Linked DNA regions of Mus musculus: region 2 is linked to region 1. The links are chromatin contacts, found by Hi-C or POLR2A ChIA-PET in ENCODE. All regions are on one chromosome and are shown on one strand. The core of a region is the stretch at or near the end of the contact, and the rest is flanking DNA. Distances in the headings are between cores, read along the strand shown.

What was found. A loop is a pair of places that touch in the nucleus more often than their neighbours do. ChIA-PET counts read pairs that join two places held with the same protein, here RNA polymerase II (POLR2A).
Region 2: a loop to region 1 is called in a map of regulatory T cell, with 3 times the contacts of the local background. The contact joins the promoter of Eif2b4 here to the promoter of Agbl5 in region 1. A Hi-C loop is called at or near these places in 1 of 37 maps with a recorded cell type or tissue (regulatory T cell). POLR2A ChIA-PET finds 5 or more read pairs at or near these places in 4 of 5 experiments (Patski and embryonic stem cell).

Annotation. Positions count from the first base shown.
Region 1 is chr5:30,886,989-30,892,186 of GRCm38, forward strand. It overlaps Agbl5 (ATP/GTP binding protein-like 5), which reads left to right and starts at 1,946. Exons shown (of 16, transcript NM_001374737.1): 1 at 1,946-2,536; 2 at 3,132-3,392; 3 at 3,611-3,782; 4 at 4,072-4,235; 5 at 4,825-5,002. The coding sequence starts at 3,178. It overlaps Gm35795 (a long non-coding RNA gene), which reads right to left and starts at 1,967. Exons shown (of 2, transcript XR_376844.2): 1 at 1,859-1,967; 2 at 1-1,006. It overlaps n-TYgta9 (a tRNA gene), which reads left to right and starts at 1,095; the gene lies at 1,095-1,183. It overlaps n-TAagc15 (a tRNA gene), which reads left to right and starts at 1,527; the gene lies at 1,527-1,599.
Region 2 is chr5:31,191,109-31,196,306 of GRCm38, forward strand. It overlaps Eif2b4 (eukaryotic translation initiation factor 2B, subunit 4 delta), which reads right to left and starts at 2,031. Exons shown (of 13, transcript NM_010122.2): 1 at 1,885-2,031; 2 at 1,474-1,517; 3 at 1,045-1,180; 4 at 433-639; 5 at 257-339; 6 at 41-132. The coding sequence starts at 1,915. It overlaps Snx17 (sorting nexin 17), which reads left to right and starts at 2,196. Exons shown (of 15, transcript NM_153680.2): 1 at 2,196-2,357; 2 at 2,761-2,835; 3 at 3,688-3,805; 4 at 4,307-4,371; 5 at 4,638-4,748; 6 at 4,843-4,933; 7 at 5,069-5,156. The coding sequence starts at 2,295.

The DNA.
Region 1 (5,198 bases), core at 696-3,195:
TGATCAGTGTAGGTGGAAGACCCCTTTGGGAATACTTGGTGCTGTAGACTTGAGAAACAAAGGGATAAGTATGTTATATGAACCTCAAATTTTAAAGGCTTCACAAAAATAAAACAAGGGAGAGACAGATAGTGGGGTAGGGGGTTGTAATGAGGAAAAGAAGGAGAGGAGGAGAAAGAGAGAAATATGAACTGCTTCAAATGCTAAGGGCATGCCTTGAGAACTATAGGCAGATGAGTTTTGGTCACGGTAGCAACACGCTCCCCCCCGCCCCCCCCATCAGAATGAAATCTAAGTAAGATTTCAAACCACCTCTCTACCTAGCTGGGTGTTTCAGAACTGCGACTGGGGGAGGGTTCCTGGACCCAACCACTCCGCCAGTCAGAGCAGACTGCACAGAGGACCTGGGCGTTGAGTTTGTTCCTTTGTTTAAAAAAATGGGTGAGCTTTCTGTGAGCCAATAGAGGGCTGGCCCTGTGAGGAAGAGCAACAAATACGTGAGCCAGATAAGGGGTCAACCCATCACGGCAGAGAAGACACTTGGTTGGCAGTGAAGCCCAGGTGGGGCGGAAACCTTTCCCAGACCTCGACCATAAAAGCGAGGTTATAAGCGACTAGGGCAGGACCTGGGACTGCACCCAGCCAGTGGGCTCGGAGAGTAGGAGTCCGGGCCGCCGCTGCATCCCAGCGTCCAGGGCATAGGGGTCCCTCGCTCCCGTGGCTCGGTCTTCCCTTCTGGCCTGGGTCTCGGTGAATGGACCCCGACACTTCAGCTGACGGAGCGAATGTCTTTCGCATCATCAGAACAACATGCTTTATATACTTTCATCACGCCGAAAACCAAAGGAAACCTGGAGCAGAAGCAGCATTCGTAGTCCCAAACACCGAAACTAATGTCTGCTTAGCGAGAGGAAGGCCGCCCCAGCTTTAGCCTCAATCCGGCTCACGGCGAGCTCCTGCCGCAGGGTGCGAGCCTGCAAGCCCGCCTTTCTTCTGGCCCGGGATCCTTTAGTTTACGCAGAAACACATTAGGGAAAAAAAAAAAATCTTGGTAAGCATTAGAGGGAAAACTGCAGCAGCCCGACGCAGCGGGGCCTTCGATAGCTCAGTTGGTAGAGCGGAGGACTGTAGTCAGTACAATATGGTAATCCTTAGGTCGCTGGTTCGATTCCGGCTCGAAGGACTTCGTGCACTACTTTTAGTTTACCTACACCCTAGGTCAATTGCTCCGTGGGGGAAACGCTTACTTGAGGATAGGCAGTGTATTTTCCTGGCTACGTTGAAAACCCCTTGAGTACATATAGCAGTTAAGTAGTCGAAGTACAACGTACCTTGTTCGCATATTAGGTGTTAAAGCTATAGTGACATGTACTTCAAGAAAAGTCCTTATTGCTTATGTATGTATTACATGGCTCTGTTTCAAAATCTTGCTGAGGGCTCCATCCTACTTTATATTGTGAACTACATTAGAAAACTGAGTCTCAGGAAACCTTGTAAAGGTTACAGGAAGGTACAGCACTACAGCTGGGGGATTAGCTCAAATGGTAGAGCGCTCGCTTAGCATGCGAGAGGTAGCGGGATCGATGCCCGCATCCTCCACTTCCTTTTACACACCATCAGGCTCATGATCTGTTGTGTCCACGTTTCGTTACACAGTAGAGCTAGGAGCACGGTAAACAAAGATCGGCTTCACATGCTATTTTCTTATTCACAGGTAAGTCTTTTCCTGTTTCCTGCTCACTGCTCTGTCTTTCCCGCCTCGGGGAGGCGGGCCGTTAACCGCCTACAGAGAAGACGCCTAGTGAGCCGCACACGGCGGTGGCCCGCGGAAGCCCCCAAACGGCCCCCTCACAGGTACCTGCCAACGTGCACGGAACCCTGCGTGGCGACCAATGGCAGTGCGCTTTACTGGGCGGGTAGCCAGCTGCAGCTGCGGCCAATAGGCAAGAGACTTCTTGTTTCCTGGCAGAGTGGGGTCCCGGCACCGCGGCTCTCTGGTTTTGTGTGGGTCCCGGGTGGAGGGCCCGGGTGCCGGGGCCCGAGGTGCCGCCTCGCTAGCGGGAGAGGGAGCGGGAGCAGCGGCCCGGAGAGAGGTGAGGGGCTTCGCGTGGACTGCGGCCCCGCCGGCAGGCCCCGCCCCCTTCTCAGCCCGCTCTGCCGGAGCCCCCGTCGAATGCCACCCCGCCCCCCGGCCTGCCGCGGCCGGCCCGCCGACCCCGCCTTTGGTTGACTCCCTCTGCTCCTGTGGCCTCACCTCTGACCCCTAGGACCCGCCTTCCTGTCCGCCAGTGTACCTGTCTCGACCCCTCCCACGCTTCCAAACCCCACCCTGCCCTGGACAAGCCAGGCAGCGCGAGGGTCCTCGCGAATCGAGGAGCTGCCTGCTGCTTCCAAGCGGGACTCTACTGGCCCAGCCTTCCTAGGGGTGCTTAGGACGCCCGTTACCCACACCTTCGAGGGTAGCTTTTGCACGGGCTCGTGTCTACAGGGCGGGAGGATGGAAACAGACCCTAATTGGAACTGAGGTTCAGGGCAGGTGAGCAAGTGGCTTTGGCCGGGCATAGGCTACGTTTTCATAATAGGCGTAGTAGAGGAAGGGGGTGGTAGCAACGCTCTTCAAGGTCTCCGAGAAACGAGTATAATTACAGTCGGTGCTTGTGAAGACAAAAGAGGTAAAGAAAGGAAGCTACCATTTACACTTAGAAACTTGGTTCTTCTTGCTCCGGGCTGTCCAGTACAAAGCCAATATAGGAAATTTTAATATGGCCTCTCCCTCATAGAGTCAGTGGCAACCACCCGACCTCGAGTCTCTGCCTCTTAGGTTGTTAAAAAGCTTGAGAATCTAGCGTTTTCCAACTCAACTAAGGAAGCTAGTGAGCATTCGATTGGGGAACGGTGGTGATGTAGTAAAATAGGGTGTTTTTAGGTCGCTCATACTCCTTGGGTGTCCAGGGACAGAGTTGTGCTTTCTCTTGATCTTACTGAAAGGCTACTTCCAGGTTTTCTATGAATAAGAGCGTTTTGCTTCATAGAGTAGAAAAGACATTTCTCATTTATCCAGACATACCAAACACATTGTTTCATTTTCTGCCCTTCCTCCCTATCCCAACTTTGATTTTTTTTCCCCCCAGCTCTCAGGGCCTGTGTGGGGCAAGAGGATGCTTTCCCAGCCCCACCATGGAGCTGCGCTGTGGGGGATTGCTGTTCAGTTCTCGCTTTGATTCAGGGAACCTAGCCCATGTGGAAAAGGTGGAGACTGTGTCTAGTGATGGGGAAGGCGTAGGAGGGGTGGCAACAGCCCCCGCTAGTGGGTCTGCTGCTTCCCCTGACTACGAGTTCAACGTGTGGACCCGGCCTGACTGTGCTGAAACGGAATATGAAAATGGCAACAGGTATGAGGACTGCAGGGGGTGGGAAGGCCGAGTGCTTGGATGCATCCTATAGTCAGGCATTGACTTTGAGCACCAGCACAGTATCTCTTGTAAACCCTCCCCCCTTCCCTCCTTACCAGATAGCCCTTTGCTGTTTGGACTTGATTTGATTCAGCTTTCCCCACATCCTCTCCCTGGCCCTCCCACAGCCAACAGCTGGTCTCTCTTTTGGCTCTCAGGTCATGGTTCTACTTCAGTGTCCGGGGAGGGACTCCAGGAAAGCTTATCAAGATCAACATTATGAACATGAACAAGCAAAGCAAACTGTATTCCCAGGGCATGGCCCCCTTTGTGCGCACACTGCCTTCCCGGCCACGCTGGGAACGCATTAGAGAGCGGCCCACCTTTGAGGTAAGTTCTCCAGTAGGAGGGAAGACTGGGTGTTGGTAGAGGAAACACATTTTTGAGAGAGAGGACCAGGCAGCTTTTAGTATCTTCTTTCTTCCACCCCTAGCTGGGGTCCAAGCTGAGCCCCTGCTTCAGCAAGCCTGAAGAAGCTGGTTCTCATGTGGAGAGTGTCAGAGGGAGGGAGTTGGTAAAGGTGAGAGAGGCATGAGGTCAGTTCCCAGCATCCCCACAGGAGGAGCTCAGTGCTGACACAGATGACATGTTTGCCCCCTCTTCCTCCTCTGCTCCCCAGATGACAGAGACACAGTTTGTGCTATCCTTTGTTCACCGTTTCGTAGAGGGCCGGGGAGCCACCACCTTCTTCGCCTTCTGCTACCCCTTCTCCTACAGTGACTGCCAGGATCTGCTGAGCCAGCTAGACCAGCGCTTTTCAGAGAATTACTCTACCCATAGCAGGTGCTAACCCCATTCTTCCCCCTACTATACTGTGGATTCTGTAGTACCTCTGCTGCTCCCAGCATTTGTTCTAAGAGCTCTTAGCCAAAACGTCACCAGTCTTGTCCACGTGTAGACAAAGGTGTTCCTTTGCCACCATAATCACCTGCCCAACGCATGCTCCTCCAGTTCTCTTGAGCTATCCTGAGTATAGCCAGCACTGTGGCTGCTCAGCATGTCTTCTTCATCTTCCTCTACGGAGGGCAACTCTCTATGTACACAGATTAATCTATCCTGATGTACCACAAATTAGGAAAGCAAACAAAAAACTTACTCTTAAATAATAGAGCTGGAGGAGTGACAGCAAGACAGCTCAGTGCATACAGAAGGGAGCTTGCTGCCAACCTGATGATAGGAAAAGCTTCAGTCCTGTGTCTGCACCTAGCAGTGCGAGCCCACACATACCCTTAGCCTCACCAGTTCAAGCGACTATGAGGACCCAAAAGTCATGGTGAGGGACCAGATAATTTAAGTCCTGAGCTGGCAATGCTGCCTGCATGCCTGGTGCTAGGACTTTAGGGACTTCTAACTATTGATTTTATCCCTGTAGTCCTCTGGATAGTATTTATTACCACCGAGAGCTTCTCTGCTATTCTCTGGATGGACTTCGTGTAGATCTACTAACAATCACTTCCTGCCATGGGCTTCGAGATGATCGGGAGCCCCGACTAGAGCAGCTATTTCCTGATCTCGGCACTCCCCGACCATTCCGTTTCACAGGCAAAAGGGTAAGTAAGTGGGAAGAACATGAAAGCCGTATTCTTGGGTGGAAGAGAGGGCTCAGTTTTAAGAATACTTAATACTCTGTTACAAAGGATCCTTGTTTGGTTCCCAGCACCCACACTGTGCCGTGGCCTGTAACTCCTGCTCCAGGGGATAGAATGACTTCTTGTGGCTTCCACAGGCCCCCACATATATCAGTTG
Region 2 (5,198 bases), core at 781-3,280, 300 kb after region 1:
ACACTGAGTTCCTCAATCTCCTCCGACTTAAAGGTCCTACCTCATGTACTGGGTCAAGGAGCTTTGTCTGCTGTACTGAGGCAGGTGGGAGAAGAGACTGACTTTGGATCCGTAATCCTTTCGTGTAGGAACCTCCATGAAACAAAGAGACATCATCAAACGGGACTGGGTGGGCTATTTGATCCCAATACTCCGTGCTTTTCCAGATCTTTTCTTTGCCCAGGGCAATTCTCCAGGTACCAAACCCACTTCCTACCTGTTGTCGATCTGGCTTTCTAAGGAGCCTCCTCAGAAGTGTGGGGTCATCAGCTGGGGTGTGCTCGGGGACACGCTTCACTCCTAAAAGTTAGGGAGATGCTTTCAAGACTCTATACATCTCGAAACGGGAGCGTTTGGGTAAGTGGAGTGTGAGAATGAAGAGGAGAGAGATACCTGAGGTGGTTTCTCCAGCAGTGCTGGGGCAGGCCTGAGGAGGGACGCCTCCTTGTTCCCCTTTTCTTGCCTGTTTCAGGGCCCGCTCTGCCTCCTGCTTGGCTCTCCTTTCGGCGCGAAGTTCTGCCTTACTCCGGCCAGCTGGAAGTTTCTCCCCAGCAGTACCTCCCAGCTGACTACCAGGTCCTGGGAGTTCTCTGATTGGGTCTATGAAATACAGAGGGAAGAGGTGCCTGGGCTCTAGGACGGTGATCTCTTTGCCCCAACCAAAGTTTCCCTTTTATCTATTTTTTTTCCCTTTCTTGACTGAGGCTGGAATTCATCAGAGATCCACCTGTCTTTGCTTTGGCCTTAGTTTCCCTTTTACCTTATCTAAGTTTTTTTTTTTTTCCTTTTTTGACTGAGGCTGGAATTCATCAGAGATCCACCTGCCTTTGCTTTGGCCTTAGTGCTGGGGTTAAAGGTGTGCTGTAAGCCACCACCAGCCAGCACCATCAGGCTCTGCCTTCCAAGTAACCGCTTTTGTACTTGCTCAAACCAACTTTGTTCTATCTCCCTTTGCAAATCCCTCATCCAGCATCCTACCCCCGGCCGTTTAAAGCGTCCCCGCACCTTGCCGTTGAGCTGCAGACACAGCAGAGCCAATTTCTTGGTCTGCCCCCTTTTCCTCCTTCCGTTTCTTCTTCTGCTGTTTCTTTTCTTTTCGAAGCTGAAGCTTCTCTTCTTGGGTCAACTCCCGCCCTGCTGCCTGAGACACAGACACGGGAACTGCTCTACCCCAGGCCATTCCAAAGGTTTATCAAGATGCTTACTAGATTCCCCCAAGGTTAAGTTCCTAACACTCTCTGACTTCTGTTACAAGTCTACGTAAGTAAGGAGAGAAACTTCTTCAGTCATAGTCACACACCGTTAAGCTCTGTAAAATCTCCCAGTTCTACTAAGAGATGAACTGAAAAGGATGGGAGATGGGGCCAAATGAAGGTGACACAGCTTTCTGTGTAGCTCTTGACAGGCGACTTAGGAGGTCTCTCCCTCACTTACCCCGGGCCGAGGAGAAAGTTCAGTCTTCATCTCGGATCTCGATTCTGCATCAGAAAACAGGGCACAGAGTGAGCCAGACAGGCTCCGGGAGGACTTGGGGAGACTCGTCGGCGCAGCTGGCTGCTGGGTTGGCATGACCACAGCTCGGCTGCCGGGCGCGAGGCGCTCTGGGATCCGCGTGGGGACGCACTGCGCGGCAGGATCAAAGGACAGGCGTGGGAGGAAAAGGGTCAGTCACCCTTCTGGGAACAGCCGGCAAGCAGCACCCTGCTGCGCCCTAGATCTTGTAAACCAGAGTCCCGCGACGTGCAGAAACCCGGCGGCAAGGCCCAAAGGCGCTCCGGACCCCGCATCAGCGATCCAGTGTTCATCTGCTCTTCTACCACTTGGTGCATCTAGCCCTTCACTCACCTTCGCGAACAGCCACCGCCACCGCAGCCATGACTGTGGGTCCTAGGCTCCTCCCGCCGAGGTCACTCACACTACAGCGCCACCTGGGCTGCTGGCTCCCCTGATGCCTCCCGCGGAGTCAGTCCCCAGCGGACTACAACTTCCGGCGTGCACTGGGTCCCGCCCAGGACTACGGGTCGCGGTGAGGACCAAAGGATGTTGGGTTCCCAATTAGGAGCGTCTCCGGCGCTCGACTACAGCTCCCAGCATGCCGAGGTTGCTGCTCGCAGAGCCGTCATCCTACAGCCTTCCCACCTCGGAGTTCAGGCCCACCAAAATGGCGAGCTGGGCTGCGGAGACGCGCTGAGTGGCAGAGGCAAGCGAGCAGAGGCGCTGCGAACCTGGTAGTACGGAGCTCTGCCTTAGGGAACATGCACTTTTCCATTCCTGAAACGGAGTCCCGCAGTGGGGACAGCGGCGGCTCCGCCTACGTGGTGAGGAGGTGCTAGAAGCTGGGCCAGGGCGGGGATAACGGGCCGGAGCTCTCGGAGCGGCCTCCAGCCTTCGAACCTCACTGGAAGCCATCTCATGTCTCAGTTTCGTACTTAAGCCACCCCAAGCTCCAATAGGTTCTTCTTTCCCCGGCCAGGCCGCGACTGCTCTGGCGGTGGGCACTATTGTCATCTCCGGGAGGGATACTGCCGCACAAGCGCCCGAGTGTCCTCGGGACTGGGCCTTCTGCTTGAAACCCGGCCCTGGGGGAAAAACAGGCTAAATCCCGGGAAGTCTCGGAGCGTTGCGCAGACGGATATGTCAGGCAACTTCCGGACAGGTTTCTGGGGCAAGAGGTGGTTTGCACGTCGATCCTGAGATGTTTGCCTGCTTTTGTGTCCTCAGGCCTATAACATTCACGTGAATGGAGTCCTGCACTGTCGGGTGCGCTACAGCCAGCTTCTGGGGCTGCACGAGCAGGTGGGACTAACAACCCTGTCTAGATGCAGCTTCAAGCCCTTCCATACCCACGGACATTAATCCCCTTTCATTACATCACCCTATAATCACTGCTACAGTGGAAGGTGGACTTTGTTAGCGTGACATTTCCGGAAACTCTCTGAGCGGCTTGTCTCTCACAGTTCCTGTACTTCCCTATACTCACACATCCTTCCTTCTCTGAGCTGTCTCCTTTTTCATCCTTTGCCCCTGCATGGAAAAACTGAACCCTGTTAGTCAAAGCACATTCCTTCTGGCACCTAAACTATAACTTGGGAATTCATTCCCCGGATTAATACAAACCATTCGCTGCTTTCCTTGTGTGTTCTTGGTCCCATCAGTGTATAAGATGTCCAAATGTTTCCCCCCTCACCAGATAGTGAGCTCTGTATAGATAGTGAATCTCTAGAGAGCCCTGTTTCTACTAGATGTCAGTCCTGAGCAAGTTAATTTCTTCCCGCCTCAGTTTCTCCAGATAAAAAGTAGATTCTTGGATCAGCAAAGTCCCTTCAACACACTTGAGTATGCTATGACTTTATTATCTGTGCACATAAGTGTTCCCTATAAATGTTCTCTACTGAGCAGTCTTGCTATGTAAATCAAAGGGCTCCTGGACCCAGGACCCCATGAAAAATCACCCTATAATGTCTTCACATGAACACATACAAGAATTTATACCTAAGATCTTTGGGGGTCCTGACTCTGCCAAAGTCATCTTTTGTCACACGTCTTTTAAAGAGTTGTTAGAAGAACCCAGGAGGACTTGGGTGAGTCTTAGTTGTCACCACTCAGTTCCTGTGTTATGTGAAGAATTGTATCTCTTTCTCGCCATAGCTTCGGAAGGAGTATGGGGCCAACGTGGTTCCTGCATTCCCCCCAAAGAAGCTGTTCTCTTTGACCCCTGCAGAGGTGGAGCAGAGGAGAGAGCAGTTGGAGAAGTACATGCAAGCTGGTGAGTGCACGGGTAAACTCTAGGCTGCTGTGAGCGCACGGGGAGAGATTGAAGTCAGGTGGCTCTGTCAAACGCCCCATCTTAATGGTTAGATTTAGGAAGTCTCTGGTCTGATGTTACTTAACCAGCAAAGCGAATAGCCATCACGGACTTTAAACTTTCCATATTAGTAAAGAAATGTGGAAACTTATCTCTGTGAGAAATACTAGTACAATAGTAGAATTACGAGGAATTTGTGGGGAGAACTTTGTATCTCATGTGCTTCAGATTAACATCATTGTTATTTCCCTAGTTCTGTAGACTGGACTCAACTAGATGGCAGCCAAGGGTGGGGCAGGTGAAGAATTTATGCAAACAGTGTGTGAGGTGAGGCCAGCTGGGGGTGTGGCAGGCCACCGTCAGCCCAGGAAATGGGGTTGGGGGACCTACTAAGAGGACTTGGGCGGGGGAAGCCTACAGTGAGTCTTAAGTTACTAGAATATTGTTCTCTTGACTCCACAGTTCGGCAAGACCCATTGCTTGGGAGCAGTGAGACTTTTAATAGCTTTCTACGTCGGGCCCAACAGGTAAGGCTTTGGGTAGAACCCATATTTAAGAGAGGGACCTGATGGGGGATCATGTCATTTTAATTACACGGGTATTTCCTGGCACCTTTTTTTTTTTTTTTTTTTTTTTAATGGAACAAACCTTCTACTGTACCGCTGAAGTCAAGAAAAGGCCAGCCTTTATTTAAGGATGATACCGGAGGGAGTTTGGAAAATGGGATGCATCTAAGCTGGACCCTAGACCTGCATTAACAAGGCAGTGCCCCCCATCTCATTTATTCACACAGGAGACCCAACAGGTGCCCACAGAGGAGGTTTCCTTGGAAGTGCTGCTCAGCAATGGACAGAAAGTTCTGGTAACTGTGCTAACTTCTGACCAGACAGAAGATGTCCTGGAGGTGAGGTGGTTGTTGAAGACAGCCCAAGTGCCCAGGGCACACTAGGCTCTGCACTAAAATAGCTGGTTGGTTAAGTTGTACTTCCTGTTCCCAGGCTGTGGCTGCAAAGCTGGATCTTCCAGATGACTTGATCGGATATTTTAGTCTCTTCCTTGTTCGAGAAAAAGAAGATGGAGCCTTTTCTTGTGAGTGTCGCTGTCCTTTACTGCTTGCGCTTCAGGCAGTGAGTTCCTGCTGTGAGAATGGGACATTTCCTCCAAGCAGGTCCATGGCTTTCCTTCCTCTTTAGTCTGATCACACTTTCCTTTTTTAATCTGTAGTTGTACGGAAGCTGCAGGAGTTTGAACTGCCTTATGTTTCTGTTACCAGTCTTCGGAGTCAAGAGTATAAGATTGTGCTCAGAAAGAGGTCAGGGCAGAGCCTTAAAGCAGGAGAGGGTGTGGGCTGGAT